Linked DNA regions of Homo sapiens: region 1 is linked to region 2. The links are chromatin loops, found by intact Hi-C in ENCODE. Cell type or tissue: Calu3. All regions are shown on one strand.

Region 1 (2,500 bases), 180 kb before region 2:
AGGGAAATAAAGCCAGGTGGAAATCCAAATATTCAAGAGGCAATACAGAAAATATGAAATTGCAAATATCTAAAGGAATATAAAATTTTTTTCCTTTTAGTTTCTTTAAAACATATGGGACTTTTAAAGCAGGAAATTAGCTTGTGAAATTTACAATGCAGGTAGATATATGTGACAACTATATCATCAAGGATGGAGAGATTGAAGGATCTATTATATGAGTTTTCTACATTTTATGTGAAGTGTTACCATATTAATTCTAATTGTACAAAGTTAATGATGTATTTTAATTATCTATTACCAAATTTGGGAAGTTTGCAACCATTATCTCTTCCAATACTTTTTATTTTGAGATGGAGTCTCGCTCTTGTCGCCCAGGCTGTAGTGCAGTGGCACAATCTCGGCTCACTGCAACCTCCGCTTCCTGGGTTCAACCGATTCTCTTGCCTCAGCCTCCTGAGTAGCTGGGATTACAAGCACCTGCCACCACGCCTGGCTAATTTTTGTACTTTTAGTAGAGACAGGCTGTCGTCATGTTGGCCAGGCTGGTCTCAAACTCCTGACCTCAGGTGATCTGCCTGCCTCGGCCTCCCAAAGTGCTGGGATTACAGGCGTGAGCCACCGCGCCAGGCCTCCAATACTTTTTCAATCCCATACTCTTCCTATTCTTCTGAGACTCCAGTGATACAAACGTTAGATTATTAGATTGTTATTGAGATCCCCAAGGAACATAGCCCAGATCCCTGAGACTCTCTTCCTTTTTTCCAGTCTATTTTTCTCTCTCTTTTGGACCAATTGAGTAAATTGTATTGATCTGTCTTCAAGGTCACTGAATCTTTTCCGTCATCTCCACTCTACTATTGAGATCATTCAGTGAGGTTTTATTTCAGTTATTATATTTTCCATTTCTATTACTTCCACTTGGTTTTTTAAAAATATAATTTCTGGGGTTTTTTTGCTAAGATGTTCTAGTTTTTTCCCCTTTGGTTTTGGGAGCATGTATAATTGATTTCTTGAAGCATTTTTGTGACATCTGCTTTAAAATTGAGATAATCCCCAAATCTGACGAATCTCAGTATTGCCCTCAGTTGAGCATCTAGTCTCATTCAGATGGCTGTTTTCCTGGTTTTCAGCTTGACAGGTGATTTTTTTCTCATCATACCTCGGATGTTTCAGTTATGTTAGGAGAGCTTAGATCCTATTTTAATCTTCTATCTTAGCATGCCATCAGCCTCTTGAGGTTTAGTGTGTAGGTTCTGGCCTGCACTGTAGGCTTTGGTTTCAATGACAGTGTCATTTACAGAGCCCTTGCGATGCAGTTCTGTTCTTTCTTCTGATGCTGCTGTGGCTCCTTATCAATCCCCACTGGTGCAGTCTGTGGGCACAGGTGATCCCCTGGGTTGCCTGCTGTTTCTGGAGTTGGGGAGAGCAGATGTCTCTGTGCCTGTGTTTCCTTATACCACTAGGTGGAGGGAAGCGGTTGCTATTGTCCCACATCAACCACATTGACTCCCACAGCAGCAGAACCTGGACAGAGCTGTCAGATTTCAGAGCCTGCATCTGTTAGTCCTTATGCTTAACTTGCGAGATGCTATGTGGTCTGCTGGTATTCATCTCTTTGGAGTTTATCTGCCCATTTCCTGGTATTTCAAACCAGCATCACAAGAATATAAAATATTTTAATGATGGGAGAAAAAACTGAGAGTCAGATAGACTGTGGGGAAGACAGTGATTTCGAGAGCCACTGTTTATTGAACCTTTCTTTGCAACAGCCGCTGTGCTGAATACTTGCCACAGATCACTTCACTTAATTCTCTTGACCACTCTGTGTAATAGACTTTGTTGCTGTTGTTGTGGTGTTGTCGCTATTTCTGATTTTTCAGTTAAGGAGACTTGGACTTCTGTAGGTTAAGTAGGAAGTGTGTCTGTGTCACACAAGCCATGGTTTGAATGAACTTTGTGAAGCACTGATGCCCACACCCTGAATAAGCTATTCTCCTTCTCATTTATTAAGGAAAAGTAGCTGTACCCAGAATTGCATGTCTTTAATATGTACAAATATCTAAGAGTCATCTATGTAGGAAAAATAAAGGGAAAAAATACACAAATGAAAATAATTGTGGTATGATGAGATTATGGTCATTTTTCTTTTCTAACATTTATGTTAAATTTACAATGTTAAAATTCCCATAAGTTCATTTTAAATTCTCATTATACATTTTAGTTCCATTATTTTATTTTTAAAAATCCACCGTTTTCATGTACTTTTCTAAAGGTACTTATCATTGTATATTATAGTTCATCAGTATTGGCAAATTGGGCAAGGAAACGAAAAAGCAAGTGTTCTCATGGGGTTCCTAAAAGATGAAACTTCTTTTTGTGGATGTCTTTACAGCACTGATATCTTTTCTGGAGTATACTATGGTCCGCATCATGTTGTATTTGTCCTTTCTGCATTTCTTAATGTTCACTTGCTTAAGAAATTATATATGACTCTTCC
Region 2 (2,500 bases):
TTATGATTGGGAACATGTGGTGTTTGGTTTTCTGTTCCTCTGTTAGTTTGCTGAGAATGATGGTTTCCAGCTTCATCCACGTCCCTCCAAAGGACATGAACTCATGCTTTTTTATGGCTGCATAGTATTCCATGGTGTATATGTGCCACATTTTCTTTATCCAGTCTATCATTGATGAGCATTTGGGTTGGTTCTATGTCTTTGCTATTGTGAATAGTGCTGCAATAAACATACATGTGCATGTGTCTTTATAGTAGAATGATTTATAATCCTTTGGGTATATACCCAGTAATGGGATTGCTGGATCAAATGGTATTTCTGGTTCTAGATCCTTGAGGAATTTTCTTCTGTCAACATTTACTTTGGTTTATTCTGAATTTCAGCCTAACCATTCCCTACCCTTATGCTTTGAAGACAAGACAGGAAACAGGTACCAACAAGCACAATACCAGTGATGAAAATCACAGTTGTAAGTTTCCTCTGGTGTGGAGCCACCTAGTGAAAGTAAAAGCAGATTGTTAAATATTTCAGAAGTTTGATGGCTGATTGTTATAGTTTATAGTTTATATGTTATAGTTTATAGATTGTTATATAGCTTGAAATTAGCCATCACAGGGTGCATCTACATCACAGAAATTGGCAAACATTACTGACAGTATGATTGATATATATATATATATATATGCTATTAAATGTGTATATATGTAAAATGTGATATATATGCTATTAAATTTGTATATATATGCTATTAAATGTGTATATTATATATGTGTGTGTATATATGTGCTATTAAATGTGTATATTATATATGTGTGTGTGTGTGTGTGTGTGTGTGTGTGTGTGTGTGTATCTGTTCTATTTTCAGTGGCTCGCTGCACAGAACTGCCAGGGAAGAAGACTTTTTATTTGGGTGAAGTCAACCAGAGGGATGAGAGCCAAACCTCAAATCCATCTCTCCAAATTGATTAAAATTGGTGTGTTGACATAGTGGGGGGGAAATATAACTACATGTGGGAAACAGGAATTAGAGGAATTAGGGAAGGGTGAGGAAGCAATCACGATTGATGGGGGCTCTGGCTTCTCCTTGTCTGGGTGCCAGGATCTGGTGAGTCCCTTGCCTGAGGTTTGGTTTCCTGAGGAAGGAACCCAGAGGAGACAAATGTTAAGTTTCAAGTTTCAAGATCAGGAGGATCAATCTCTATGTTTATTGAAAAAACCCCATAAATATCAGTTCTATGGGAAAATTGGGCCAGTTTTATATAAATATGTGTAATATGTGTACGTATAATTTTGAAGTGCTTTAGTAACATAGTTGCTTTGTTCATTTATTGATTCCATAAATACTGAATATGTATACATATTGTAAATATGTCATCTGTATACACACAGGGGCACACACACATATAGGTTTTCATCCATTGTTCCTGGCTCATAACTCCCGTAGCCTTTGTAACAGTTTTTATAATGCTGTGGCTCTTTAGGTCTCAAAAAACAGAAACTCTCTCTCTGACCTTCTCCTATTCTCCTGTCAGCAGCCCGAGACAGGACTCTAATCTTCTTTCACCATTCTGATTGTGGGTTATAAGATCCTCATTTCAGAAGGGGTCCTGGCCCTTAGCCTGGAAAAAGGAATACAGCACAGAGAAGCCAAAAAGAATCTGGACAAGCCTTGCTGGGTTTCTGTTCAGCCTATTAGTGTTAGAGAATACCCTTTTTGTCCAATCATACTTCTCCCTGGTGGTCAATTCTGTCTATGCAGTGAAGTCTCCATTAAAGGCCCAAGAGGACAGGGTGCAAGAGAACTTCTGGATAGCTGAATATGTGGAAGCTGAGAGGAAGGTGAACAAGAATTCATCTATGTGCTGGGAAGTGGTGCACCCCAACTCCAAAGGGACAGAAGCTCCTGTGCTTGAGACCCTTCCAGACCTTGCCTTGTGTATCTCTTCATCTGGCGGTTTATGTGTATCCTCTAAAATATCCTTTGGCATAAACTGCTAAACATCATAAATGTTTTCTTGAGTTCTATGAGCCGCTCTAGAAAATTAATTGAACCCAAAGAGGGGGCTCTGAGAGTCCCAATTTGAAGCCAGTGCATTAGAAATTCTAGAGGCTGGGGTATGCTGATGGGAAGGAGGGGGTGGTTTTGTGTGACTGAGCCCCCAACTTGTGGGATCTGAGGCTGTCTCCAGATAGTGGCTGAATTGAATTGAATTGGAGGGCACCCAGCTGGTGTCTGCTGCAGAGCTGATTGCTTGCTTAGTGTGTGGGGAGAAACCCCACACATTTGGTCACAGAAGTCTTCTGTGTTGCTTGTGGTGATAGAACAGAGGAAAAACAGTTTGAGTTTTTCCACTATCACAAGTACAAATGAGGGCTTTTTTTTTTTTTTCAGTCTAGCTGCCAGTACACCACTGCCCTCCTCCTTTGTGAGATCTTTGTAGGTTCTATTCTCATTCTTTCAGATGCCTGGTATATTTGTAATTTGCATCCTGTTATTTGT

What was found. Peaks named below come from ENCODE experiments on the same cell type or tissue, not always from the same donor. Only the 100,000 strongest peaks of a DNase experiment are listed, where the experiment ranks them.
Region 1: a loop joins it to region 2, with 18 times the contacts of the local background. A loop is called at or near these places in 9 of 110 quality-filtered maps.

What each region holds. Positions count from the first base shown.
Region 1 is chr4:177,366,066-177,368,565 of GRCh38, forward strand. The region is part of intron 1 of LOC105377558 (a long non-coding RNA gene); the gene reads right to left. It also overlaps a transcript of NEIL3 not described here. Among named protein-coding and RNA genes, the nearest start is that of NEIL3, 57 kb to the left of the region's middle. RefSeq lists a silencer at 1,330-1,624. In Calu3, no CTCF peak of the experiment used is centred here; a DNase peak (open chromatin) is centred at 1,486.
Region 2 is chr4:177,546,477-177,548,976 of GRCh38, forward strand. The region is part of intron 1 of AGA-DT (AGA divergent transcript); the gene reads left to right. Among named protein-coding and RNA genes, the nearest start is that of AGA-DT, 100 kb to the left of the region's middle. In Calu3, no CTCF peak of the experiment used is centred here; no DNase peak of the experiment used is centred here.